Regions from separate parts of the Homo sapiens genome. Here region 1 is linked to region 2. The links are chromatin loops, found by intact Hi-C in ENCODE. Cell type or tissue: PC-9. All regions are shown on one strand. Links, peaks and the distances in the headings refer to the core of each region. The heading gives the core; the rest is flanking DNA.

Region 1 (14,314 bases), core at 6,315-14,314, 180 kb after region 2:
ATGTCCCAGCAGGACTCGTGGCAGCCTTTACATTTTTGTGGCATGAGATGGAAATTGGAAATAATAAAGAAAGGAGGTGGGGGAGAGACAGAAATAAGAAAGAAAGAAAAAGCAAGGAAATCATAAAATGTTACCATCCTGCAGGCGCCAGCCTGGGCGATGAAACCACTAATGAGCCTGAGGTTCTGCAGAGCCCAGCATCTAATTCAAACCAGGCAGATGACAGCCGCGCGGTGCCCCTGCACAAGTGTTAGCATGCACCTTCGAGGCCATGGCACGGGGAGGGAGTCCCAGAGCCCCGAGAAGTGGAACTCAGCTGCCATCTGCCCAGCCCCAGCAGCCCAGCCCCAGCACCCTGGCTTGGGAGCGGTCCTGCTGCCTCGGGCCCAGAGCACTGCAGAAGGCCAGTTTGCCCATGCCTCCAACACATCCACATTTCAATCAGGACCACATCTGCAGTGTTTCGTGGTTGGGGGTGTAGCCCTTGCTAAGCTTTTAGAGGGATTTTCCCCATATTTTGCCCACTTTTTTTTTAAAGACAGATTGTCCCTCTGTCATCCAGGCTGCAGTGCTGTGGCATGATCACAGCTCACTGCAGCCTCAAACTCCTGGGCTCAAACGATCCTCTTGCCTCAGCTTCAAGAGTAGCTGGGACCACAAGCATGCACTATCAATCACACCCAGCTAATTAAAAACAAATTTTTTTTTTTTTTTTTTAGAGATGGGTCTCACTATGTTGTCCAGGCTGGTCTTGAACCTCTGAACTCCAGAGATCCTCCATTTCAGCCTCCCAAAGTGCTGGGATTACAGGTATGAGCCACCGTGCCTGGCTTTTTGCCCAGCTTTGAGCATTTTGAGGATTTTTTATTCTAGCTCATTTTTTCTAAAAGCACTTGTTCATTTGAATAATCAACTATAATCATATTTTGATCACTATACCATGAGTTCACTCCTTTCCACAAAGTCTGACTTCCCCTTAGAAGGAGGACAGCGTAGGAATGCTGGAGTGAGGTGATTTGGGTTTGAATCTCAGCTTCACCAGTACTAGCTGTGTGGTCTTGGGCAAATAATTAAGTTCTGTGTGCCTCAGTTTCCTGTCTTTAAATGGAGTTAATGATAGTTTCTACCTCCTAAGGTGTTGTCAGAATCAAATGAGATGATATCCAACAAATACTTGGCACTGGGCAAGCACCCAGTGAATTTAGCAGTTTTGTCTACTTTGAAGCATTTTATGTATTTGTTTACACAAGTGCTCACTGAGCATTTCCTGGAGTTAGGAGCTGCACTGGGAACCAGGGAGACAATGTTGAAAGCGACAAACAGGTCCTTGCCTTCCTGGTGCTCCCGGTCCAGTGGGGAAGGCAGCCCAGCAAAGCGGTGATTATGACACAGTGTATTGAGGGTGGGAGAGAAAGGTTGACGTGAGAGTATAACAAGGGTACCCAGTCCAGTCATAATCGATCAGAGAAGGTTTTCCGGAAGGTGACATCCCAGTTAGGCTTGAAGAACAAGTAGGTGTTAGTCACTAGGACTGGGTATCCCAAGTAGAGGGAGCAGCCTTTGCAAAGGCTCAGAGGCATAAAACACCAGGAAGCTCCTGGAGAAACGCAAACAGTGCTGGAAAGCTGAGGGTGAAGGGGATGGAGGGAGGCAGGGGCTAGGTCATGAGGAGCCTCCTATGCCTTAAATGCTAGGCTAAGGAGCCTGGGTGCTAGACTAAGGTTGGGTTGACCCTTTTTTTGAGCTTCTACTTCCTCATTCATAAAAGTGGGATATCTTGCAGAACTGTTCGGATGAAATGAAATGATGCCAGTACTATGCTTGGGACAGGTTGTGCTCCATAGCAAAACCCCACACATGCTAGCTATGATATTATTCTTCTGATCTAGCAGAATTATTATGAGACTAAATGAGAGCACATGGGCAAAGTTCTCAGCACGAAATTATAGAGCATGGTTGTTAAGGATTTGTATTCTGGAGCCAGACTGCTTGGGTTCATATCCTGGATCCACCACCCAATAGTGGGCAAGTTCCCTCGCCTGTCTGAGCCTCAGTTTCCTGGTCTATAAAATGGGGACATGAACCCTGTATGTTGTGAGGATGAAGAATGCATGTAAAGAGCCCAACAGTTCCTGGCAGATGATAAGCACTCATTCAATAAAACTGCTGGCAACTGCTAGAGCTTACTCAACCCAACCAGCGTCGATGCAACTTCCATCTTCACATCCCATTTTTAAATTGTTATAATTGACAACTGAAAATGGTATCGATATCTTGTGCACAGTGTGATGTTTTGATGCGTGTATACATTGTGGGATGATTAAATCACGCAAATTAGCATATTGAGCACTTCACACACTTAGCTTTTTTTTGTGATGAGAACATTTAAAATATACTCACTTAGCAATTTTCAAGTGTGTAATACCGTATTATTAACTATAGTCACCATGCTGTACGGTAGCTCTCCAGAACGTATTCCTCCATTTAACTGAAACTTTTTACCCTTTGATCAACATCTCCCCAATCCCCAACCCCTGGTAACCACCATTCCACTCTCTGCTTCTATGAGTTCTACTTTTTTAGATTCTGTATGTAAGGAGATCATACAATATTCATCTTTCTATGCCTGGCATATTTCACTTAGCAAAATGTCCTCTGGGTTCATCCATGTTGCCACAAATGACGTTATTCTGTTCTTTTTTAAAGCCTGGATAGGATTCCATTGTGTGTATTTAGCACATGTTCTTAATCCATTCATCTGTTTTTTTGTTTTGTTTTGTTTTGTTTTGTTTTGTTTTGTTTTTGTTTTTGTTTTTTTGAGAAGGATCTCACTGTGTCACGCGATTTCGGCTCACTGCAACCTCCGCCTCCCGGGTTCAAGCCATTCTCCTGCCTCAGTTTCCCAAGTAGCTGGGACTACAGGCGCCCACCACCACGCCCGGCTAATTTTTGTATTTTTAGTACAGATGGGGTTTCACCATATTGACCAGGCTGGTCTTGAACTGCTGACCTCAAATGATCTGCCCACCTCAGCGCCCCCAAAATGCTGAAATTACAGGCATGAGCCACCACACCCAGCCCCATTCATCTGCTGATAACACTTAGCATTCTGTATCTTAGCTATTGTGAATACTGTTGCACTTAAGATGGGGGTGCGGATATCTCTCCGGCATACTGATTTCATTTGATTTCCTTTGGATATATACTGATTTCCTTTGGATATATACCCAGAAGTGGAATTGCTGGATCATATGGTAGGTCTATTTTTAATTTTTGGACGAACCTCCATACTGTCTCCCGTAATGGCTGTACTGATTTACATCCCCATCAGCAGTGTATAAGGGTTCCTTTTTCTCCACATCCTGGCCAATATTTGTTATCTTTTGTCCGCATTCAATTTCATCTCAATTATACACAATCCTATTTGAATGAGTAATTTATCAGTTGTCACATGTTTGTTTGTTTTCAAGATGGTGGAATAAATACAATTCAAGTTAAACTGCTTTTAAAAATTGGGTGAGAATCACACAGCCTTAAAGTTATTGCAGAGTTAGTAGGTAAACAGAGAACTCTGTTAAATGCTGTGTCCTTGGCATTCAACGTAAATGGACGGTGTTATTAGCAGGGAGCACCTGTCCTACACCGTACATTTAACGCAGGGCTTTCGTATCCACCACACTTGGAGGTGGGGGCAGCACACCCACTTTGCAGTAAGAAGATGGAGACTCTCTGGCCAGGTGCAGTGGCTCATGCCTGTAATCCCAGCACTTTGGGAGGCCGAGGTGGGTGGATCCGAGGTCAGGAGTTCGAGACCAGCCTGGCCAACATGGTGAAACCCCGTCTCTACTAAAAAATTTATAAAAATTAGTTGGGCGTGGTGGCAGGCACCTGTAATCCCAGCTACTTGGGAAGCTGAGGCAGGAGAATCACTTGAACCTGGGAGGCAGAGGTTGCAGTGAGCGGAAATCAAGCCATTGCACTCAGGCCTGGGTGACAAGAGCAAAATTCCGTCTCAAAAAAAAAAAAAAAAAAAAGAGAAGAAGATGGAGATTCTCCTTAAGGCGCAATCAAATGGCAGCCAGCACTCAACCCCAAAGCCTATCCCCTGAGCAGACTGTGTTCCCTCATTGGGCCATGTTTCTGAGCCGAGTGCCAAAGCCTTGGGTAGGAGTTGGCAGGGTCTTATCCTCCCTTACCAGCCTCCCCCACCCCATGGATCTTCTCTTCATTAGGAAGTTCCTGGGCTTGGAAGAGCAACCGCCTCTCCTCCACATCCTCCACAGAGCTGCCCTTGTGGGGGTGGATTGGGTATTGATTCTCATTGTGTTTTTGCAGTGATTGCAGATGTTGGAGTGGGTGGGAAACATCACCTACTCCCCAGCTTCAGAAACCCCTGTGCGTCACCAGATCAACCAAAAACATTCCTCCCAGGCTTTGGGGTGGATGCCACAGTCCGCCATGTCATGAAGGGAGCAAAGAAAAGCCCTAGACTCGGAATCAGCTCCTTGCCTGCTCGAGAGGTCACTGCCCCACTTTGAGAGCATTTTTCCCATCCAGGAAATGGGGACATGCCTGTCTCACAGGAAAGCTGGGAGAATTCGATGAGATTATGTGTCTTATTATAAACCTCAAGGAATAATGCGTTGAAAGTCACCGAGCTGACGCTAGAGTGATGCTTAACATAACTTCGTGGGGATGAAATCACAAGAATTTCTTCAGCACCGAAAGCAACATTCCTCACATTTCCTAAACTGCCATGTATCTGATGCCCCATTTCCACAGCATTCTTTTGGTTGCAAATGATAGACGCAGAGAATTGAAAGAAAGACAGACAGAGACAGACACAGAGAAAAGAAAAAATGCTGCAGATAAAATGACCAGGTTGGGGGAGGAAGATGAGGGAACAGAGAATGGCCAACAGAAAATCAGAGGCATTGAAAAAAATAATGCATAAAAGAGCTAAAGATCCCAGGAGAGAAAAGGAGGAGTGGGAGAGACAAGAGGGGCTGAGGGTGAAGGAGAAGAGGCAGAAAACTTAGAAAGCCAGGGATGGAGGTGGGAGGGTTGCCAGCAGCAGAGGGGCAGGGGTCAGAAGCTGACCAGGACACGGCCCAGGCACTTAAGCTAAGGCCTAGACAATGTGGCTCTGAGACGTCATCCTCAGTGACGGGGGAAGAGTCAGAGAGGAGAGTGGCCATGGCACCTGGGCTGCATGACCCCTTGGGCCATATGGCTCTGGGTTGGGGTTGAGGAGAGAGCTTGTGCTTTCTAGCCCCTACCCCTGATCCAGAGAAGAGAGAAGACCATCTGTTCCATTTGTGATGCCAGCACCTCCTCTTTACCACCAAGGTCCAGGACAGAAAACCCAGCATCTGTTTAGCAGTCAGATATTGACCTTTGTCCACAGGTCAGTGATTTCTAGAAGGTCACAAGCAGGTGGAACCTCAAAGTCCAGTTGGTCCAACCCTCCCTCTCTCACTGTCCATTATGAAGATGAAGGTTCAAGGCTCAGAGGGAGGGAGACTACCTGAGTTACCAAGTGAGATCGTGGCTGTCTAGAGCACAGCCCAAGCCTCCTGCCACCGGAGGAGAGGGCTGAGAATAGAGGGGGTGGAGGGTGAGGGGAGGTCTCAGACCTGGGAGGCTGGGAGAGGGGCAGGGCTCTCCTCTCTGTACAAGGCAATGTTCATCTTCACAGATGCATCCTCGGTACTTAGAAGAAGCCTGGCATGCATGGGGTCGTTAGCAAATATTTGCTGAATTAGCCAAAGGAGGTTTTCCAGACTGAGCACAGGAAAGCCATCTGGTGACCCCTCTGCCCCTACCAGAGCATGTCACTGGCTGCCCTTGGGGCTCCGGGGAAAGCTCAGGCTGAGGTTACAGCATAGCTGGGAGCAGGATTCAGGGCCTGGGTTAGGTTTGAGTTTTAGGACTGGGCTGTAGCTGCAGTGGGTTTGAGGTTAGGCCTGGGGTTGGCAGAGGTTGAGTTTAGCTTGGGATAGAGCTGATGTCTGGTTTGGACTGTGGATGGGGCTGGCGCAGCTGTGGGATGGTGTTTAGAGCTGGGGCTGGTGCCCAGGTCCAGCTGGGATGAGGGCTAAAAGGAGGGTTTGAGGTGGGTGCTGATGTGTATCCAGCCTGGCTTGAAGCTGGTTTGGGAATGGCCCTGGGATTTGCTCTAGGGTTGGTTTGGAGGCTGTTGGAGGAATCGGGGCTGGGGTTCCATTCCTTCCATTCCCCCGGCCCCATGCCCTTCTGGACAGAAATCCTCCCCCAAGCTTGCCCACTGGGTCCTTCTCAGAGTCTTGACAGTGGCTCACAGGAGGGCAAGAAAAATGACATCCTCTGACCTGGTGCTGCAGCCTGAGACACACAGACTTGGTGGTTCTCAAGGGGTACCAGGCTGGCCCCCAGCCCCAGCTGGGATGGGGCATCTTTACAGCTCTGGCAGACTCATGAAAAGTAATGGGGCCTTGCCATTTACTGCCTTTTCACAAAGAAAATATATCAAGTGAGACATATTTTTCTTAGAGGCAACATAAATATTTATCAGTGTTGTGGCTTCCTGGGCCCCTGATTTATAGAGGACCTGGGCTATGGGGCAGGATTCCTCCCAGTGGCTGCTGAATCCCTGAGCCCAAGTGTTAACGGGTAGAGTCAGGTTTCTACCCCTCAGGACTTGGCAGGAGGTGCTGATGGAGCCAAAAGCAGAGATGGGAACTTCTACCAACTGGGAAGAAGGGAGACCCACCATCAGGTCTTGGTTCCTACCTCTGTATAAAAGTATGGGGATTTGGAGCCAGATGAACCTCAGTTTTAATCTCAGCTCTGGTACCTATAAATCAGTTACATCGTCTCCTTGAGCCTCATTTTCCACACCTCTAAAAGTGGGACAATTCTTCCCTAATAGAGCTGTTGAGAGGATTTGTCCGGCTCAAGGTCTGGCTTATAGGAAACACACAGGAAAGGTTTGCTGGCTCTTGTTTCTCAGTAGAGGTTGAGAGATCAGTCTCTGGAAGTCAGACAGACCTGGGTTTACATCTTGGCTTTGTCACTCGTAATCTGGGGGGCCCTGAGCAAGTCACTTCACCTTTCTGAGCCTCAATTTCCTCATCTGTAAAATGGGCCAAGTAAGAGTATCTCCTATCTCATAGGGATGCATTGGTCAGAGTGAATGGTTGCAAGCAACAGAAACTGACTGTCTCTGACAAGTGCAAAAGGGAATTTAATGAAAGGATATCAGGAGCTCACAGAACCTATAAGAAACTGGAAGACCAGGCCTAGAAAGTAGATAGAATGCAAGGAGTGATGGAAGAATAGGCCAAAGAATGATTCATCAATCAAGGCAGCAGACTCTAGAGCAAGCGGGAGCAGCCCAGGGTGCAGGCTGCCACAGCCACAGTGATGGCCAGGACTGCAGAGGCCCCTGAGCCTCTGCATCACTAGCTCAATGTTCAAGGCCCAATTGATGTTCTATGCTTATCTCCTGCCCATTTCTTTGGTCTCCAGGGTTGGGGTACCATGACCTCCCACCAGTCTATGTTCACTAAGGATGCCCCAGGAAAGACCAGGGTGCTCATGCAGTAGGGGTTTGGCACTCTCAACAAGGTCCATGACAGAGGTCTTTGAAAATGAAATAAGACCACACTCACTGATGCCCCTGTGCCTGGCACTGAGCGTCACTCCTCAAATGGCAGCCATTAGCTGTTGTGACAGCCTCCTCCAGTGTGAGCTGTGCCTGCAGTGGCCCCTGGACTAAAGGTGGCAGATATGGACAGAGCTGGAGATTGGCTCAGGAAGTGCCATCTGCTCATCAGGCAGCCTGACATGAGGGAAAGAGCACTGGACCAAGAGTCTGGCCCTGCTTCTTGTCCCATCTCTGCCACTAATTAGCAATGCCAGCCTGACAGCCCCTCCCTCCCCTCCGAGATTCCAGTTTCTCCACTGGGAAACAGCATCAGTGCTACCTTCCCTGACTCTGTCACCAGAAGGCTGGGAGGTGCATATTTAATAACACATAGGCCAGGTGTAATGGCCCACAACTATAATCCCAGCACTTTGGGAGGCCGAGGCAGGAGGATCACTTGAGCCAGGAGTTTGAGACCAGCCTGGGCAACATGGTGAAGCCTCAACTTCAAAAAATACAGAAAACTAGCTGGGTGCGGTGGTGTAGGCCTGTAGTCCCAGCTACTCAGGAGGCTGAGGCAGGAGGGTCACCTGAGCATAGGAGGTTGAGGCTGCAATGAGCCACGATTGCACCACAGCACTCTAGCCTTGGTGACAGAGTGATACCCTATCTCAAATAATAATAATAATAACAACACATGGAAATATTATTTTTTCAATTTTTAATGTTTTTAATAACTTTAAAATCTTTCCAAAATAATTTATATTCCATACAGTTCACCCTTTTAAAGTATACAATCCAGTGATTTCTATTCGCAACGTTGTGCAACCATCACTACTAATTCCAGAACATTTCATCATCTCCAAAAGAATCCTGTATCCTTTAGCAATCATCCCTCATTCTTTCCTCCCCTCAGCCCCCGGCCGCCACTAATCTCCTTTCTGTCTCTATGGATTTGCCTGTTTTGACAAATGGAATCATGCAATGCGTGGTCTTTTGTGTCTGGTTTTTTTCACTTAGCATAGTGTTTGCAAGGTTCGGCCATGGTGAGGCACGTGTCAGTGCCTCATTACTTTTCACAGCTGTATACTATTTTGTTGCATGGATATGCCACAGTTTGTTTACCCATTCATGTAGGATTCTTTTTAGTTGACACAGGGCCAGGGCCGGGGCTTCAGGTGTTCTCACGGAGGGAGAGGCTAGAGCAGAACCAAGAGGAAGGGCTTCATCTAAACAGGGGAGGTGTGTGCAGCCTGAACGGATCTGTCTCCGGCTCCGCTTACTCTCAAAGTGCCTGAAGGCATTTCAGAGAGTTCCTGGATTCTGAGAATCGGAAATTATTGCTACCTAGACTCTGAGCTTTCCATCACCTCTGCCTCAAACTCAAGCTGACTATGGGCATAGGGCCTTCTTGGAGGTTGGAGTCAGTGGACAGAGTTGAGCCAGGCACATAGAAGTGATTAATAAATACGTGGATGGATAAATGGATGGATTGAATAGATGGATGATTGCATGGAGGGATGCAAGGGTTCATGTGGAAAAATGGATGGATGGATGGATGGATGGATGGATGGATGGATGGATGAATGGATGGATAGATGGATGAATGGATGGATGGGTGGATGAATGGATGGATGGGTGGCTGAATGGATGGATGGGTGGATGAATGGATGGATGGGTGGCTGAATGGGTGGGTGGGTGGATGGATGGACAGAATGGATAGATGGAAGACTGGATGAATAAATTGGCACACAGAGCTGGCAATATATTCTTGCCAAGGCCCACTTTGTTTGTTTGTTCTGAGACAGTGTCTTGCTCTGTCACCTAGGCTGGAGTGCAGTGGTGCAAACACGGCTCACTGCAGCCTCTGCGTCCTGGGTTCAAGCAAGCCTCCTGCCTCAGCCTACCATGTAGCTGAGACCACAGACATTCACCACCATGCCTGGCTAATTTTTTTGTTTGTTTGTTTGTTTGTAGAGATAGGGTCTCACCATGTTGACCAGGCTGGACTCAAACTCCTGGACTCAAGTGATCCTCCCACCTCAGCCTGCCAAAGAGCTGGGATTACAGGCATTAGCCATCGCACCTGGCCTGCCAAGGCCCACTTTATGCATGGGAGAAAGATAAATTTTTTACCTAGAGGGAAATCCTAGCACAAGGCATCCTTGAGTCAAAAGACCTATCATTTAAGTACTAACTCTTAAACAGGCGTAGGAAGGATCACATCTTAAATCTTTAGAGTTTCAAATCAAATGATCTAGCTGTGTTTAGCACACTGAAGGTGCTTACGACATAGTTGGAAGTGAATGGATGAATAAATGAATGCCTTGAACAAATGAACAAACCTACTTCCCACCCAATTTGTGAATTAGGAAAGCGACATCCATTTTAGAAATGAGGAGAGTGACACCTAAAGTCACCCGGCAGATCAGGGTCAGGCTGTGGTACGGAATCCAGGCCAACTGGAAGTCCAGCATTCTTTTCCCCATACCAGGCAGTTTCCCGGTTCCTGATCTCAGCAGGGACATGTCATGTAAACCAGACGAGTCATTTCCAGGCCTTGTGTTTTGTATTCTCCTACCTAGGACAAGAAGGTCACTGAAGTGACCACATGTCTATTTGATGTTTGTTTGAGACTGGGGTGTGTGTGTGTGTGTGTGTGTGTGTGTGTGTGTGTGTGTCTTTGAATGAGAGAGAAAAAGAGAGAAAAAAAGAGACAGAGAGAGAGAGAATGCATACATTCTCACGAATGGAAAGGCAAATACATCTTGTCAGCAGCTTCCACCTTCCCGTGGTGCAGCTGTAACATGTCAGGTGTATTGGGGCACCCGAGATAAGCTGGTTTTGACATGCTGCAGATGCCTTCCTACCTCCCAGGGAGGCTGTGACCACCCCATGTGACAGAGACAATGACATTCAACATCTGGGTAGCAGCTTATGTGAGGTCATGACTCAGTGCCCAGCACATGGCAAGTACCCAGTGAGTGGTGGCTGCTTTCATTACTTAATAGCAATCTCCCTGGCCCAGACCTTCTTACCAGGCTCATACTTTCCAGCACACTGAACTGGGATCAGGAGGTCTAATTCTACTCCCAGCTCTGACATCCACTTTCTGTGGGACCCTGGATGTCTAACCTCCCCGGGCCTCCATCTCCTCATCTGTAGAACGGAGAAAATCATACCCTCCTCACAGGGCTGCTGGGAAGACAACCAGAGAGACAGGCTATGGGGGCACTTTGCATGCTATAGACAAGGGGCAGCAAACTACCAGGGACAAATCCAGCATGCCACTTTGTAAATAAAGTTTTGTTGGAATGCATCCACCCTCATCCACATACGTATTGTCTGTGGCTGCTTTCACACAACGGTAACAGAGCCAAATAGTTGCAACAGAGACTAAAGGTCTGCAGAGTCTAAAATATTTAGTATCTAGCCCTTTAAGGAAAAATTTAGCTGCTCCTGCTATTGAGCGATTATTCCCAGGTGTTAGCAGCCTTCCTCCTTCCTCTTCCCTGGGAGATGCTCACTCTCAGGCCCTCCCCAAAGGCTGGTGCAAGGCCTGGGTATCTCCTCTTTGACAAGGTTTCCTGGTGACTCTGATGAAGAAAGGCCCTTGGTCCAGACTGCAAAACACACCAGGGTAGTGGACTCAGACAGACTTGAGATCAAATCCCCGTTCTATCACTTCCCACCTGTGTGACTGCAGACAAGTTGCTTAACCTCTCTGAGCCTCAATGTACTTATCTACAAAATGTGGACAACAATGCCTATCCCTTAGAGCTCCTGGGAAGATTAAATGAGACAATGTCTATAAAGGGCTCAGTCAGGCCTGACACAGGATGGGTGCCTGGTAATTGACAGGTTTTTCTTCCTGCATCCCTAAACTAATTTAGTCCCTGGGTATGCTGCATCTTCTCAGTTCTCCCAGAACCCTCCTAGCTTCTCCCTTTCTGCCCCACTGTGGCCTCTTAGGGGGACTCTGCCCCCCATCTTTGTTGAAGGTCCTTCTTCCCCAGCAGGGAGAGGTACATTTGCTGAGAGGCAGCGCTGGGGAGCTGGTCTGATAGAGCCTGGAGTCCTCGGCCCATTTCTGACACTGAAACACCAGCTCCGTGTTTACACAAGGACTCTCATAATATTTGCTTTCTGTGGCCATTATTTGTCCAGGGGCTGACGTCAGATGAAGACAAGCAACTCCCCACTAGCGCTTTCAAAGCACAAGGTCAGCACCTCCCTGTCCCCGCTCCACTGTCCCATCCCCTGGCTCCTTGTCTCAGTTTTCTAAACTAACCACACTCCAGGCTTTGGGTGACTTAGCAAATGTGTTGGCGTGGGACCAGCAGAAAGGCAGATTCTGGTCCCAGCCTGTCGCTAACTAGCTGGGCGACCTTGGGAGGGTCTGGGTCCTCTCCCTGGGCCTCAGTTGCCTCCTCTGTGCCCTGGGAGGGTCGCTTCCAGCGCCACAATTCCATGACTGTGGAACTTCAAGAACCCCCCAGGCTGGGAGATTCCAGCACCCACTGTCACTCTCCTTCCCCACCCCTCCACCCTTCTCAAGCTGCCTAAGAGTGGGAGGAAAGTGAACAGAAATTGTGAAAACAAAGCCACACTTCGACTTAACTACAACCCTGCCGACAGCACAATCTTTCATCAAGATAGAAAATAAGAAGTGAAAAAAGCTACAAGGCTTCAACTGGGCATTTTAACATGGAGGTATGTCCTCCAGCACAGCAAATACCCTGCACCCTGACCAGGGTGGGGAGCCTGTGAATGGACATAAGTCCAGCCTCTTCCACCCATCTGCCACTCATATGAGAAGGTTGCCGGGTGCCGTGGCTCATGCCTGTAATCCTAGCAATTTAGGAGGCCAAGGCGGCCAGATCGCCTGAGAGAGGTCAGGAGTTCGAGACCAGCCTGGCCAACATGGTGAAACGCCATCTCTACTAAAAACACAAAAATTAGCCAGGTGTGGTGGTGTGCGCCTGTAGTCCCAGCTACTGGGAAGGCTGAGGCAGGAGAATCACTTGAACCTAGGAGGCAGAGGTTGCAGTGAGCCGAGATTGCACCACTGCACTCCAGCCTGGGCAACAGAGTGAGACTCCATCTCAAAAAAAAAAAAAAAAAAAAAAGAGGTAAAGAGGTCAAGCTGCAGGTAAAGCCACCTATGTCACAGGGCCAGCTCTGCTTCCCAGGGAGGGGGAAGAATCATGCGTATAAGTCCAAGGGGAGAAAAAAAAATGGCAAAACCAATCCAGGGAGTTACTGACCCCACTGAAATGTGGATCCATACCAAAGACATACGGGTCCACACCTCCAAAGGACTAAATAAAGGACACTCAGCTGAAACCTCAGCCCGAGGGACTTTAGTAGGTCACATCAAACCCTTTCCTGACTTGGCATGGGCCAGTGCGGGACAGTCCAGTAGTTTAAGCAAGTCTATGGAGCCAAACAGACCTGGGTCTGAATTCCGGTAAGGCCACCCAGTGGCTGGGTGACCCAGGGGGAGCTATGGCGCCTCTCTGAGCCTGGGTTTTCCCAGCTATGAAATGGAGATGATAATAATTCATACCTCTTGGGGCTGTTGTGAGAACGTAAGGAACAGTTCAGTGCCTATGCCAGTTTGAAGGTCATACGGGGCCCTAGCCAAATGATCTTCTCCTTGGGTTACTGGATGATTCTTCAAGGGTGATAACCATCAAGACCTACTCTGGCGGATCAGGCACGGTGGCTCATGCCTGTAATCCCAGCACTTTGGGAAGCAGAGGCGGGCAGATCATCTGGGGTCAGGAGTTTGAGACCAGCCTGGTCAACATGGTGAAACCCTCTCTCTACTAACAATATAAAAATTAGCCAGGTGAGATGGCTCATGCCTGTAATTCCAGCACTTTTTGAGGCCTAGGCAGGTGGATCATTTGAGTTTAGGAGTTTGAGACCAGCCTGGCCAACATGGTGAAACCCCATCTCTACTAAAAATACAAAAATTAGCTGGGTGTGGTGGTGTGCACCTGTAATCCCAGCTACTCGGCAAGGCTGAGGCAGGAGAATTCCTTGAACCCAGGAGGCAGAGGTTGCAGTGAGCTAAGATTGCACCATTGCACACTCCAGCCTGGGCAACAGAGCAAGACTCCATCAAAAAATAAATAAATAAATAAAACCCACTCTGGCATGGAGAACATCTGAGTTCTTTGAAGCACTCACATGTACATTCTCATTTGTAGCACTTCTCACAACAGTGCCATAAGGTGGGTCACTCTCCACAGTCTGCAGATACAAAAACTGAGGATCGAACAGACAAAGCCATTTGTCCAGAGCTCACCACAAGCCCTCGCCCTGAAGCCCAGGACTTTGACTCCTAGTCATTGCTCTGGCACCTCCTTCCACAGGCTCAGATCCTACTGACCCCATGTGGCCTCGGTGGGTCCAGCTGTGTCCAGAGGCCTCCCAGACACTGGCTCCAGGCCTCTCAATTTCTCTCCAGCCTCAAAAGGAGGTTCAGACAGCGGAGGTGAGCTCAGCCAGAAGTGTGAGGAGACAGCGCCCTCCAGTGGCCTCTGCGCAGCAGCGAGGGAAGCCGAAGGAGGGGGTGGGGCACTTCGATGTCACAAGGGCTGCAGCCCCGAGGAGAGGGACAGAGATCAGGGGCACATTCGACTCCTGTCCTCACCGGTCCAGCCCCTTGACACCTCC
Region 2 (15,602 bases), core at 5,824-13,823:
TGTTCAGTAGTGGTGACAATGATGATGACTCTTTGGACCCCAACCCCTTTGGTGGAGGAGGGGAGCATCTCTCTCATCCTGGGCCCAGACGGTCTCTTCTTTGTTTCTCCCCAGAGCCACGGGAGGCAGGTAGCGTTCTCTGAAGGGTACAGAAGGGTAAACGGAGATTGCAGCAGGAGGAATTGTCTTAACATGACACAGCTGGAGGCCTGGTCACCTGCTACGTCCTCTCCTGCTCTCTCAGTCTGGGGCTCAGTGCTCCTGCTATAGAAGAGAGTCTTTTTTTTTTTTTTTTTTTTTTTTTTTAAAGAGACGGGTTTTTGTTTTGTTTTGTTTTTTGAGACAGAGTCTTGCTCTGTCCCCCAGGCTGGAATGCAGTGGTGCGATCTTGGCTCGATGCAACCTCTGCCTCCTGGGTTCAAGCAATTCTCCTGCCTCAGCCTCCCGAGTAGCCGGGATTACAGGTGTGCACCACCACGCCTGGCTAATTTTTGTATTTTTAGTAGAGACGGGATTTCACAATGTTGGCCAGGCTGGTCTCGAACTCCTGACCTCAGGTGATCCACCTGCCTCAGCCTCCCAAAGTGCTGGGATTATAGGTGTGAACCACTGCGCCCGGCCAAGAGACAGGTTCTTGCTCTATTGCCCAGGCTGGAGTGCAGTGGCGAAATCACAGTTCACTGCAATCTTGACCTCTTGGGCTCAAATGATCTTCCTGTCTCAGCCTCCTGAATAGTTGGGGCTACAGGTGTGGCTAATTTTTTAATTTTTTTGTAGAGACAGGGGTCTCACTATGTTGTCCAAGCTGGTCTCAAACTCCTGTGCTCAAGTGATTCTCCTGTCTCAGTCCCTGAGAGTCAGCCTTTTTAACAACATTGACAATTTAAAGTGCTTGCTTAGGCCATGTACTTTACATTAACAAGAGCTCTGCTAACCCTTAGTTTTTGTGTTCCATTTACATGCATTTAATCCACGCAGCAAAATCCTAGGAAGACAGTATTATAGACCCTATTTTGCAGTGAGTAGACTGAGACCTAGAGAGGCTGAGCCACTTGTTCAAGGGCATACAACTACCTGGTGGGGGAACAGGACTGGAAACCGCAGTTCTCTTCTCAAGATCCTGGCAGCCTTTCCCCCTCGGACAGTTGTCTCCATCCTCCCCGTCCTAGTCCGCCTGGCCCAGAGTGTCCCTGCCTCTCTGGAGCACTGAGTCTTACTTCAGTTTGGTTTGACAGTGCTCAGTGCTGAGAGAGGATCATGACAATTCTCACGTTCATATGAGTTTAAGTGTTTTTCTTTGGCAGTTGTTTTATTTTTTGGAGAATTTCACAAAAAGCCCTTGAGACAGAAAGGGATCCATTCTCTGGAGTGTTGCAAAACCGATGCTCTTCAAGCCACCTCCGTCTGCCTCTTCTGTCCCTTTTTTCTGAATCTGTGTTCTAATCTTATGTGCTACTCCCACACAATTTTGGAGCTACCTTGGGGTGCACACATGCACACACGTACTCACTTTAGTACAAGAAAAATCAGCACACATAGGGTTGGGCTGTGTCTTGCTCAGTGGTGTGCTGGCAAATATTTCACAAAAGGCCCTCTCGAGAAAGCAAGCCCTGATTTGGCATTTGCCAATTCCCGTGGTGTAAATACTCCCACTGTGGTCAATGTCGAGCCCGCAGCGTGAAGTTGCTGAATGCGGAATTGGGAAGAGATGTGCAGCCAGCTCCTTTGTGCAGGTTCAACTGGGTTCCAGCACCCTGCATGGGCTCCAGCACCTTGCACCTGTCCCAGCCCTGTCTCTCCACTGCAGTGGCCAGCCTGCAGCGCTCACCTATGTCTGTCAAAATGCATTGTGTGCACATGTGAGGGACACCACATCCCTGTCACTTACCCCAGACCTGATCACTGCCTTCCCCACATCTGTGCACACTCACAGGGTCAGGCATGCCCTCAATGGCTCCCAAGCACTGGTGTGCTGCAGCAAACACATTTGTGTACCATCTTGCTCACAGCAACATGTGTACACGAAATCACACATGCACCTAAGTGTGGCACACCCAGCTCTACCCATGGCCGTAGTCTCAGTTCCTCCTGCACACATATTCTCACACAGTTGTACACTTTCAATCATAAACACAGACACACCTGCCAGGGCACACCCATGGGCACGCATAGGTGTCTCACAGTCACTGGCATGTGTGTCCTAGCGCATGCGCCACACACACACACACACACACACACACACACACACACACACACACATCGATGCACATTCTTCAGGTAAGCAGATGCCTGGATATGAACAAGCAAGGGCTGAAACCCAGCCTTTCTCACCTTCATGCATGCCCCACGGCACACCTATGGCTCACTCACCACCCTGCCCACCCCCCTGTCCCCCCACATCCCCTGCAGGCATCTCCCCCACCCCGTCATAACCAGGGAAGCTGGCCGGGCTGGGTTGTGCGTGTGGTGTTTGGGAGTTAGAGAGGAATTCCAGGCGGGCCCCTTCTGCTCTCCTGGCCAACGTTAAGTGCCTTCAGACTGAAAAGAACCGTCCAGAGAGGCTTTTCCGGCTAGAGATTAATGTCACTGAAAAATGTGGGTCCCGAGCGATTAATGCGGCCTTCTTTGCCACACATTATGTGAGTGCACTAAAGCGAGAGGGGCTCATTTTTGGCGTGTTTTTAGCCTGTTTGGCACAGAGTGAAAGAAGAAAAGAAGAAGAGCCCAGGGCCCAGGAACCTGAGGGTGGGGATCTCATGGTCAGAAAGAGCCCCAGAAGCCAGGTAGCGTGAGGCTAGGGGGGTCCCTGCCAAGTCACCGCAAGACTTGGAGGGGAGGTCATGGTAGAACCCACCCACAGTCTCGGCGTTCCAGGTGTCCCAGCTTGGAGGCGTGCTAAGGCCTCTGTGTCGCATTGGCCAAGGGAACCAATCCCTCACAAGCAGTCTCCCAGTATAGTCAGAAGATCCTGGATTCAAAGCCCAGCTTAGCCAGTGACTCCACCTCTCGGGGCCTCATCTTCTCCATTTGCAAAATGGCAATGATGTAGGATCTATCTTAATGGCTTGTGGCGGGGATTGAATGAGATCGTCCAAAGGAGCCTCGTAGCACAGGGTCAGACGCAGAGTAAGCGGTCGATAGTATAGCAGCCAGCCAGAGTGATGGTGGCAGTGGTGTGTGTGGGTGCATGAATGAGCACACACGTGTGTGTGTGTGTGTGTGATAGATTGATGTTTCAAAGCAGGTGAACCTGGGCTTGAGCCTTCTTATGTGACCTTGAGCAAATATGGTATCTCTTCCTGAGCCTCAGTTTCTTCTCCTGGAAGATGGAGTTAAATCCCAGGTTATTGTGAGGATTAAAGGTGATCACACAGATCAAGAGCCTGGCACAGTGCCTGCCACTGACTGAGGCCCTAAAACATGACAGCAGTGGTGAGTGGGCCAGAATAATTCTATCTTCAGCGATGCCTTCCTTCCACAGCCTGGCAGATGTGCTTGGAGTCGAACTGGTTGAATTCACGTGATACCATCGCACAGTCAGTCCCTGGGAGTTGGGTGAAGAGGGTGGGTGACTCAGGAGGAACAAACAGGACAGGACGTGAAGCCATGCACAGAAGCCTCCTTGCCAAAGCACTGGCAGGGTGGGGGAAGAGGAATCCATTCTGGTGCCCCGGAAGCCTCTGAGGATGGGGCAGAGGAGACAAGCTGGGGTTGGGGGGCTGTGAGGCCTGTCATCTGTGACACAGTCCATATGCCAGGCACCCAGGCAGGGGCTCAGTATATTTTCCCCATTGGTTTCAGTTGGAAACCCTGGAGGGTCGATCTTATCCGCTGGGGAAATCAAGGCACGGAGTAGATAAGCGACCTGGCTTAGATTACACAGCCAGGAAAAGTCCAGGAACGGGTTCCCTTGTCGTGGATGTCTCCTTGGCCAGGCAGGAACGGCCAGCATTTCTAGGGGAACCAGGAACGTGCTGAAGAATGTGTTCCTTGCAAGTTTAAAAACACAAAACGAGTTACATTATTTCTTGGCTTAAAACGTGTCTGCAACCTCCCCTGCCCTCAGGCTAGAGCCCAAGCACCTGGCCTGTCAGCTGTGGGGTCTGGGCCCTGCCACCTTTCCAGCCTCGGGTGGCACTACAGTGACTCTTGCTGTCTCTTCTCTAATGCCAGGTTCCTGGTCCCCTTCCTGGGCTTCAGCCCTCAGAGACCAGCTCCAGGGATCCTCCCCTCCCCACCTCTCTACCTTGGCAAGACCAGGTGCCCAGGTCTCAGCTCTCAATGCACTGGTCCTCGGCCCTTGCAGCAATTCTCACCATATTTGCCTTCTCTGTTGATAGGTCGGCTCTGCAAGGTAGGAGGTGTGTTCTTGCCTTTGCTATGTGTTGGTGGCATCTACACAGTGCCTGGCAAAAAGCAGGTGCTTGAGAGGAAGGACCGAGTGGTGGACAGCCAGGCTGGCATCTGGGCACAAGCAGGGTCCACGGGGAGTTTGGGTCCCACGTGGTTGAGGTCTCAGCTCCACAGCAGGTGCATTGACTGGAAGCAGGATAGTGGGTGGGGCCATTAAGGGAGGCAGGAAAGACAGGGGAGTTTCTGCAAGAAGATTTGCCTGACTTATTTTGAATCTTCTAAAAGCCTTTGTCTTGAGTTCACACTAAAGATTATAAAATAAGTGCCGTCAGGGAATGGAATTCAGGGACAAATGACTTCTCTGGGGAATTCTAGCCCCCAAAGTGCCCTAAGTGGGCACTCTTGTTATCTCAATTTTTCAGAGGAGGAACTTGGGGCTCAGAGAGGGTCTTGGCCAAGCTGAGACCAGAACCTGAGCATGCCTTTCCCATGGAGCCATCGTCCCCTCAGGGTTGGTTGAACTGGAGGAGGAAATGTCAGCCTCACTCCCCAGGACCAGGGACCTTGAACTTGATGCAAAAAAGATTTGTTTGTTGTGATGGTTTTAAGATATGTTTATACATTCTTTAATAGTCTCTTCAGGAGGTGGTTTAATCCTCCTCCCCTTGAGTATGGGCCTAGTGACTCACTTCCAATGAATAGAATATGGCAGATGTGTGTGACTTCCAAGACTAGGTCACAGAAGGCATTGTGGCTTCCTCCTTCTTCTCTTTTGCTTCACTTACTCTGGGGGAAGCCAGCTGCCATGTCATGAGGATACTCAAGCAGTCCTATGGAGAGGCCCACCTGGCAAGGAACTGAGGCCTCCTGCCGATAGCCATGGCAGGGAGCTGTATTGGAAGCAGATCTCTCCCCTCTCCCCGGCCCCAGTCAAGCCTTCAGATGACTGCAGTCCTGCTTGACAGCTAGACTGCAATCTCAGGAGAGACCTGGGTCAAAACCACTCCGTAAGTTGCTTCTGAATTCCTGACCCTGGAAATGATGAAATAATAAACATTTCTTGTTGTTTGTGGGATAATTTGTTATGCGGCAGCAAATAATGAATGCATTCATTTTTGTGGAAATGGCTCAAATCCCATCAACAGTAGATTATGATATAGTCCCAGGATAGAATAGTATACAGCAATGAGAAGGAACAAACCATCACTACAGACAACAGTGTGGATGAAGCTCACAAACATCTTGACCAAAAGAAGCTGCACCAGACAACACATACTGTGTGACTCCGTTCATATAAAATACAAAGACTGGCCAAGCCAATCTATAATAATAGAAATCAGGATAGTGGTTTTCCTTGGGCAGGCCCGGATGGAGTGGCCAGGAGGGGCCGGAAGGGGGTTTCTGAGTGCTTCTTACATGAATGCATTCAGTTTGTGAGAACTCATTGAGTGTAGATTTATGACTTGAACACATGTTTGTATATTAGACCTTACAGAAAAATCTTCCAGTTTGGAATAGGGTGTATGCCGGGTGAAAACTGGGCTGCTCAGGAGTCACATCTGGCTGTAGGATGAACACTGCTTTCGAGGTTATAGGCCTGGAAACCTTTGAGGGAAAGACTAGCATTCAGGTCATGAGATAGAAAGAAAAAGGGTTGGGGTGGCCGTATTGGGACCTCCTAGTCCCCAGGGCCTTGGCTTGAAGTCTTACCTCCTTAGCTCTCTGAGCTGATGGACAGGAAGGGACAAAGGCTCAGCCCCCAACTGGGGTTGGGGTCAGCTGAGGGGGCTTTCCGGGGCAGCAGCGAGGGCAGGGGGAGCCCTGCCTGGCTTTGTGATTCAGGGATTTGCTGTAATCCCAGTCCTTCCCTGCAGCCTGTCTAATCCCCACCCGTGGGGCTGAGCCTTTTCAAGATCTGACTTTGGCCTGAAAGGCTCCCAGAGGGGCCCACATTCCTGCCCACGGCATCCCCGCTCCTAGGAGGAAACTCATCAGGGTCTCTCCCCACCCCGGCATGGGGCTTCTCATCCTTGGGAAAAAGAGACAGTGCTCATAAATCCAGGGAAAGTTAAGATGGCCGTGAGAGAATCTGGAGTGTTTGACCTGCTTCCTTGGAGGAGACGGTGGTCTTTGATGCCTGGGTCCTGGGCCTTGTGCCATCAAGGAAATGGGTGAAGGAGATGCTGGCAAGAATGAAGACCTGTTGGGGGCAGCGGTTAACCACCTCCAAGGCCTGATGTGAGCTTCCTCTTTAACCTCATTGTTCACTTGACAAGCTCCAGCCACCTGTCTTTCGGATCCTAAGGCTCCCCAAGCTGCTTCCTGCCTCAGGACCTTCGTACAGACTTCCCCTTGGCTTGGAGATTCTCTCCCCTGATCCTTGCATGCTGCTCTTGCTTGTAACTGAGATCTCTACTTTGGGAGGCCAAGGTGGGCGGATCGCCTGAGGTCAGGAGTTTGAGACGAGCCTGGCCAACGTCGTGAAACCCTGTCTTCACTAAACAACAACAACAACAACAACAAAAAACAAAAAAACCCAAAAACCAAAAAGAAAAAAACCAACAACAAAACCTAGCTGGGTGTGGTGGTGTGTGCCTGTAATCCCAGCTACTTGGGAGGCTGAGGCAGGAGAATTGCTTGAGCCCAGGAGGCAGAGGTTGCAGTGAGTTGAGATTGCGCCACTGCAGTCCAGCCTGGGTGACAGAGCAAGACTCCGTCTCAATAATAAAAAACAACAACAACAACAAAATAACTGAGATCTCAGCTGCAATGTTACTTCCCCCAAGGCCCCATGGTCCCACTCTGTCATGTCACCCCGTGTCTCAGTTTTATTTCTTGCCTTTCCTTGTCTCCTCCGACTGGAAAGTGAGACCTTGAAGAGCAGGGGCCCCGTCCGCTGGGCTCCTGGCCATAACCCCCTCTAAGAATAATACCCAGTGATTCATGGTTCTCAGTGCATGTGCAGAGTAAGTGAATGAATGAATGGGAAAGGACAGAGTTACTTGAAGAAGAAGGAGAAAAACTTGAAAAGGGATGATCCTGCTCAACTTGTGAATCACAGATATGCTTCCCCTTGACACCAAAAGCTGCCCTGTGAAACCTGTATTATTATCCCATTTTTACAGATGAAAAACTAAGGGGGAAAAGGTTCAATAACCCACCAAGCCCACACAGGCGGTAGACTTGCAGGAAAATAATATTAGGGGCCTTGATTTTCACTCTCATTCTTACACTGAAATTCCCAGCACCCGAAATTTTACTTTTAGATATGCATTCCTTTTGCTTGGACATTGCCCTCTCAAGAACTTTCTTTCTTTCTTTCTTTCTTTTTCTCTTTCTTTTCCTTCCTTTCTTCCTTTCTTTCTTTCTTTCTTTCTTTCTTTCTTTCTTTCTTTCTTTCTTTCTTTCTTTCTTTCTCTTTCTTTCTCTCTCTCTCTCTCTCTTTCTTTCTTTCTTTTTCTTTCTTTCTTTTTATACAGAGTCTCGCTCTGTCGCCCAGGCTGGAGTGCAGTGGCACAATATCCACTCACCGCAACCTCTGCCTCTGGGGTTCAAGCAATTCTGCCTCAGCCTCCCAAGTAGCTGGGATTACAGACACCCGCCACCACACTTGGCCAATGTTTGTATTTGTAGTAGAGGTGGGGTTTCACCATGTTGGCCAGGCTGGTCTTGAACTCCTGACCTCAGGTGATCTGCCCACCTCGGCCTCCCAAAGTGTTGGGATTACAGATGTGTGCCACCACGCCTGGCCAAGAACTTCTTTCTTTCTTCTTACCTTTCCTCTTAGTTAGTAGTGAGAGAATTTTACATGAATGATTATTGTAGATGCATAACATGGTAGTTACAGAAGGAGTGTTGGAGGCTGTGTTCTAACTTGTCCATTTTATAAGTGGAGATACTGAGGCCCAGAAAGCAGAAATAATGTCCTCAAAGTCACCACATAGTAGGTGCTCACTAAGTGCTTATTAATTGAATCAACATAAACACGCACATTACAGAGGAGGCACGACCTGTTTGGAAGTCTCAGTAGCACGGCTTTGACTCCCAGCGCATTCAGCACTTCAGTGTCCGAAAGCACATTCGTGTACGTGATTGCAGGTAAGCACTTTATGATTCCCATTTTACACATGGGGCAAGTGAAGCCCAGAGAGGTAAAGCATCTTGTCCAAGGTCACACAGCAAGTTAAGAGGTAGTGTTGGGATTTGAACTTAGCTCTTGCATAACCTCTGCGGCTTTTTCTGGAACTCTGGCAGAGAGTTCAGCCAGTTATCTCTTGCCCCTTTCCAGGGGTCCCTGGGCTGGTCCATGGGGACATGGACCCAGGGGCCAGGGCTGGCCCTGGGCTTGCTCAGCCAGGATGTGTGTGAGTGTGAGTGTGAGTGCGTGCACATGTGTGAAGTCAGTGGCCTCACCCCTGCTGTTCCTGAGCAAGTTTCTGGCAGCTGCAGCTTATGATTGGTGTGGGGCACAGGCTGCCCAGGAGTGGCTGGGATCCATGTCTGCCCTGCTGCTACCTGCCTCCCCTCCTGGTCGTGGGCAGGCAGGCGAATCTTGTGCTGGGACTTGCCGGAGCCTCCGCATCAGGCGAGGCTGCAGGTACATTCCTCCTCCCTGGAGTCCCGGTGCTGCAGCTGGGGGGCCAGGCACTGACTAATTCTATACAAATTGGCTGATATTCTGAAGAATGCCATTCTGTAAGAAAGCAAATATTTAAATACTCAAGGCTGGGTCCTCTCCACCCCCGCACCCAAGTCCTGTCACCTGCCAAACGCTGGCAGAGCCTCTTGGAGGCATTTTGGGGCTGCACACCTGGCGGCCCCATGGGAGCTTTGTGACCCCCCCCTAGACTGAGCAGGGGTGGCTGGCAGATGGGACACCTGAAGCGGGACCCAGAGGGGGCTGTGCTGAAGCCCACACCAGGCAGCTTTTATCCCAGAGGGGAAGGTGGGGGCTTGATGGGGAATTAGAAACTCTGGTCTGGGCACTTTCCTGTGTATGCTCTTTGGGCCTCAGTTTCTCCATATGTAATATGGCATGTATGAATGGCCAAATAAGTGGTTTTCTAATCTGGTTGGACCCCATCCCAGACAAAATCTGAGAAGGCAGGGCCCAGGACCCTGCATTTTTACCAAGCCCCACGGGGAGCATGATGCAGTTGGTCCAGCCCCCCTGCCTATTCATGCCACACTGGCCAGAGAGGATCGCTGTGAATGGGCTTCAGAAAGGCCTCCCACAGCTTTAGCTGGGGGGAGGGCACAGCCGCCTGTAGAAGGAACAGCATGGCAAGGCCAGGGAAACTGTGAGGCCCTCTGGGAAAGTGGTGGGAGCATAGGTTGTGGGGTGGGGACAAAGGTGGTGTAGCTCAAGGCCTGGGACAGCAATGGCTAAGCAAAAGGAATGCATGTCTAAGAGTAAAATTTCAGGTGCTGGGAATTTCCGTGCATGACTAAGAGTGAAATTCAAGGCCAGCAAGGATTCTTTTCCTGCATGAGGCTTTCCTTATCTCAGCTTCATTCTCAGGCCACCTAATGACTCTCTTCTTTGACCTCCCAGGGCACTGACTCTCTCCCTCTCTTTCTAACTGAACTGTCAGTTACACAAGCTCACATTTTGCATGACTTTATGCATTTCCTTCTTGACAATGATGACAATAGCACTGCCTTCCCTTTGTTACACACTGTGTGTCAGGCCGTGTACTGACCACTTCTCTTGCATTCTCTCTCCTTCTCTTCACAAGAGCCCCATGAAGTGGTTTCTGGTGCTCTCCCCACTTGACAGAAAAGTAAACTGAGGCATAGAGTGAAGTGTCGCTTGACCAGGGGCACCCAGCGAAGATATGAAGAGCTAGGATTTGGCTTTGGGTCTTCCAACCCAGTGGCCTGGACTCGCACCCACCCTCTCCACTGTCGTTGGTGAGTTCCTCCAGGGCAGGGACTGGGGCTGATCTTCTCTGTGCCCTCAGTGCCAGTGTGAGGCGGGGCACATGGTGGACCCTGCCTGGTGCCAACCACATGGATGTGCTGTGAACATTAAATAATTGTCCCCATTTTACAGGTGAGGAAACTGAGGCACAGGAAATGGAATGACTCGTCCAAGGTCCTAGAACAGGCAAAAGGCAGAGGTAGTTGTCTTAAGCTGGGTCCCCCAAAAGCCAACCCCAAGTCAAGGATTTGAGTGCAAACAGTTTACCTGGGAGCTGATTTCCTAATGTCCAGATTGATGAGTCAGGAAATGAGACAGGAAGGGAAAGAGGCCAACAAGAGGAGGGTGTGTCGGTCAGCAGGTGAGCACTCTGGCCAGCTGGGCACAGACCCCTGGGGAAGTCTGGGAGAAGGGACAGAACAAGCCTCAGCATTGCCCCTCCAAAGGGGAGGAAATTGGGTTATTTTTCCTCCACTCTCATCTGTGTTTGGCTGAAGGCTGTTTCAGGCACTTCTGGGCCAGTATGTTCTGCGGCTGTAGAGGCAGAGTCACTGTTTGTTATTTGCAGTGAGAAATGGGATAGTGGGTATAGATGGGCAGTGACAGCTGCTGCCACAGAAATGTTCAAAACGTGGATTTTCAGAACTAAAATCTGTCCATCTATCATTCACACATCCATCCATTCATCCATTCACCCATCCACCCACCTACCCATCCACCCACCCGTCTGTCCACCCACCCATCCATCTACCCATCCACCTACTCACCCCCCCACCCATCCATAGTTTACTTATCTATCCATCTGTGCATCCACCCATCATCCATCCACCCACTCATCTGCCCACCCATCTGTTCATCCGTCCATCCATCCATCCATCCATCCATCCATTCACCCATCCACCCACCTACCCATCCACCCACCTGTCTGTCCACCCACCCATCCATCTACCCATCCACCTACTCACCCACCCACCCATCCATAGTTTATCTATCCATCTGTCCATCCACCCATCATCCATCCACCCACTCATCTGCCCACCCATCTGTTCATCCATCCATCCATCCATCCATCCATCCATCCATCCATCCATTCACCCATCCACCCACCTACCCATCCACCAACCCGTCTGTCCACCCACCCATCCATCTACCCATCCACCCACTCACACACCCACCCATCCATCGTTCACTTATCTATCCATCTGTGCATCCACCCATCATCCACCCACTCATCTGCCCACCCATCTGTTCATCCATTCATCCACCCATCCACCCATCCATCCATCCATCCATTCATCCATCCATCATCCATTCATCCATCCATCTGCCCACTCATATATCCATCCACCCATTCATTCACCCACCCATCCATGTATCCATCCATCCAACCATTCATCCATCCATCTATCCATCCATCCATCATCCACCCATCATCTCCCAGATCCTGGGTCTCAGGCACAGTTCGAGGCCCTGGAGGTCCAGAGATGATTCCCCAGACTTAATTCCAGTCGCCCCCATTCCCTGAAGGGGCTGCATATCTCTGGCGGTTGCTGTGAGGTGACCAGACAACATGGGAATGGGTGGGCTGGCTCTTGTGGCTAGTAGCCCCTGATTCCCAACCCTGGGATGTCTGGGTTCATGGTCCCCCAGCTCCTCAGAGGCTTCCAGAGATAGCTGGTACTGCTGTCATTCCAGGAAGCCCCTCAGAGGAAACACAGTCCCCATTCATGGGCTGGCTGCTTGGAACCGCAGACCCTGTGCTGTCACAGGGATTCACGCAGGCTTTACCTGCCCTCCTGTCCCAGTGCCAGGGCCGGTCTGAGGACATCCAGTGAGTCTTTGCTGAGCAGCTTTGGAAGTTGGGGCAGTGCCATGGATGCTACCAGAACCAAGTTCCCTACTATTCTTCTTGGCACCCAGAAAGACCACCTGCTTGGACAAAGGTTGTCCTGGGCTCACATCCTGTGGAGGAAGGGGACACAGAAAGCCATTATTGAGCACCTAGTGGGTGCCACATACTCAGCATGATGGGTGTCCCTGGACCCTCATGTCAAGTCAACACTAGAGGGAGGCATTCTCACCTCCACTGTACACTCAAGAAAACTGAGGCTCAGAGAGGGAAAGTGCCTTGCTGGAGGCCACACAGCCTGTGAATATCAATGCGGGAATGGTCCCAGGTCCCCTTGACTTGAGTCTCAGCGTCTTTTTCTGACCATGCACCTGGAACCGCTGTTCTAGCCCTGGAGCACTTCCTTCCTCCTTCACCACCATCTTCATCATCACTCAGACTCAGAGAGACTAAATGGCTCTTTCCTTCCCCAGGGACCAGGTTCTAGAGCCCATGACACATGTACACATGGTGGAGGATGCAGGGGCCATGTGGTCACAAACTGTTCTCAGCCAAAGGTCACAAACAGTTCTCTAGTACTCGGAATACAGGTTTGGGGTAGGACAGACAGGTCAGATAGGAGTCACGGTCTTGGCTTTGTTCCTTCCTTACTATGTGACCCTGGGTGAGTTACATCACCTTTCTGGGCTGCTCGATTTTCTCATCAGTAGATGGGGAGAAATATACACCTGTCCTACAAGGAGGATGGAAGGGGGAAATGGGATAAAATGTGCAAAGTGCCTTGTGTTTGTGTCCTGCATTTGTGAGGTCCCCCAAGGCCCCAGGGGTGTGAGGACTCCTGGGGCTCCAGCCTTTGGAAGGGCATGCGGAGAGAAGAGATTGGCCTGGCAGGGCCTCCCCAGGCTGGGCTCAAGTGTGTGCATTTGAGCACGCAGGGCTGGGGCCTGATGACCAGGGGGCAGCCCTGTCACTCCCTGCCCATTCTCACTCCCTGCAGCCCTCTCCTCCCCCTCCATGGGCTGTCTTTACTCAGCCAGCTTCCCCCTGTCCCCCAAGGGCTGGGGGGACGGGTACTCTTGGGTCATCTCTGTATTTTGTAAGGATGATTTAGAAGCAGCCATTTGGTGGTAGGGAGTCCTCAGGCCTGAGTCCCACCAGGGAGGAAGCGCCTTCACCCACCTCTGGCTCCTGTTCCGAAGGCAGCCCCTCGAGCTCCCACCCCGTCTGAGTTCTTCCCATCACCCAGTAGCAAAGTGGGGAAACTGAGCTTGAGACGGGGTGCCTGAGCTCCATAGCCCCTCAGGGCCAAGGCTGGGTGTGGGGGCAAAACGGGCTGTGTCTGCATTGGCCAATGGAGGCCTGGATCCTGGGTGGAGGTGGGGGACCAAGCTGGTCTCAAATCTGGGGGATCACTGGGGTGGCGGCACATCTGGGAGGCATCTCTGTTCATTCAGCAGCCACTGAGCTCTGTGGTCTGCCGCTCCCTGTGCTCCTGGCTGAAGACTCAGAGACGGGGCACACCCTTGAGGAGCCTGCTGTCTTGAGGGGCCCGGAGCTCAGCTCAGGGCCAGGCTCCCAGCTACTCACTGCTGTACTGTGACCCTGGGAACACCCTGAACCTCTGTGCCTGGGTTTTCTTTCCTATCCAGGGCAGCTCTGGGCTAGCCCCTTCCTAGGGGCCTTGAGAAGCTGAAGGCTGGGACCATGGGAAGCGCACAGCACGGTGCTAGCCTAGGGAAGCTCCCGGTAGAGGCTGGCTGCTCTTATTATCATGATTCCAATTGTCACTTGCTATGGGCCAGACACCTTGGATACTGCCCGCGGGGTATGATACACCATGACTCTGAGAGGTGGAGTTACAGGAGGGGAAACTGAGGCTCAGGCTGGAGGTGCCATGCCAAGGGGTCACACATCCAGGAAATGATTGGGCAGGGTGTGAACCCAGTTCTGGCTGCCACACCCCAATGGCTTCCCTGTGCCAGCACCCTGCCTCAGCAGAGCCCTGGGAGGGCGGCTCTGCCCTCGCTGGGCAGCCGTGGCCCCAGTAGGTACCCCCTCCCTTTGGTTCCCAGCCCCCATGATGGATGAGTCTGGGGTTGCTTTCTTTGCGGGCAGCTGCCAAGGCCAAGGGCCCTACCAGGGTCTTCTCTGGCTTATGTCCCCCCTCCCCCACCAGTTTCCCCAGGGGGCCACGCTGCGACTGCCCGGGCCTGCCTGCCCCCTTCTCCCTCATAGCTTACATTCCTCCAGAAGCTTCTCCCCTAGGCGGGCAGGCGGTCAGCACCTCCCCATGCACAGCCCTCCCCGCCCGCTCTGCTCCCCAGCTCTTTGGCAGTGGGTCCCAGAACTTCCTGGCTTCTTCAGCCCCATCCAGCTTCTGCCCGGCTCTCCCGCTCCATCCCAGGGCCTCCCCCAGCTTCTTGTACCCAGACTACCCAGACAGGGCAATGCTTAACCCAGAGAAATGGAGCCCGATGCTTGAGTCAAGGGCATGAGAGGGAACATGCAAGCGATCAGTGAAATGTTCTTCCAAGTATGCCGGGAAGGCATCTGTGCACCTGGTCTCTGCAAAAGGCAATGCCTGACACAGTCTGGCCCCACCAGAAACCTCACCATTCAGCTGACAGACCTTGCCAAGCCTGCCTCCTCATCTGAAAAATGGGGCCCTCAAGATTTAGCTCATAGAGTCGTGAGGGCTCATTGAGATTCTAATCAACGGCATGCTGTCTTCACAGAGGAGGGATTTAAAAAATGATATTATCTAGATTATTGGGGAAACAGTGGGAGTTTGCCAAGAGAAAAGGCATGCAAAAAAGGGTATTCCAAGCAGAAGAAGTGGCTTATGTGAAAGCAAGGAGGTGTGATAGAATAGAAAGAGTAAAATCAGGGGTGAGCTGGAGCTGGCTTGCACCGGCTTGCAGGAGTTGGTTGGTGAATTCTCAGGAATTTGCAAAGCAGCTGTTAGGCACAGCTATCAGCAAAAGTTAAATTTTGTAAATTTGCAATTGAGCAAATCATGTTACAAAGGTAATAAACACTGGATTCACTACTTCTTAATAATTGTACCATTAACTATTCTCTCAATAGATAATAGTGATTTGTACTATTATCTATTCTCTTATAGATTGTACTTTTATCTATTCTCTATCTCTTATAGATTTGTACTATTATCTATTCTCTTATAGATTCTCTCTATAATTGTAATATTATCTATTCTCTTAATAGATAATAGTGATTCCTTTTCACTTCAAGGGTGTAAGAAACTTCTGCTAGCTGCTTCTAAATGTCTGTTTACAAACTCCTCTTAGTGCTAAATTCTTCCACTTTAATGTAGGGTAGAAACGCTACCTATGAAAGAGTGTGCTGTTTCTCAGTTCTCCCCAGCTTCGTGTTCTGGGATGTCATGTTGGTAGCTTCATATTGGTGACGGTGAGAGTATTTGTACCATGGAAACTGGGCAATGCTACAAAACCAGGA

Evidence for each region. Hi-C counts contacts between places; a loop is a spot of excess contacts. Peaks named below come from ENCODE experiments on the same cell type or tissue, not always from the same donor. Only the 100,000 strongest peaks of a DNase experiment are listed, where the experiment ranks them.
Region 1: a loop joins it to region 2, with 23 times the contacts of the local background. A loop is called at or near these places in 4 of 110 quality-filtered maps.

The regions. Positions count from the first base shown.
Region 1 is chr1:22,402,601-22,416,914 of GRCh38, forward strand. It overlaps LOC105376856 (a long non-coding RNA gene), which reads right to left. Exons shown (of 3, transcript XR_947058.2): 3 at 13,731-14,314. Among named protein-coding and RNA genes, the nearest start is that of ZBTB40, 42 kb to the right of the region's middle. In PC-9, for the core only: a CTCF peak has its summit at 14,167 (motif pointing left); DNase peaks (open chromatin) are centred at 10,161, 11,841 and 14,151; H3K27ac peaks cover 3,018 bases.
Region 2 is chr1:22,219,815-22,235,416 of GRCh38, forward strand. No RefSeq gene overlaps it. Among named protein-coding and RNA genes, the nearest start is that of MIR4418, 39 kb to the right of the region's middle. RefSeq lists enhancers at 9,098-9,731, 12,571-13,119, 13,120-13,666. In PC-9, for the core only: no CTCF peak of the experiment used is centred there; DNase peaks (open chromatin) are centred at 9,037, 9,857 and 12,707; H3K27ac peaks cover 2,567 bases.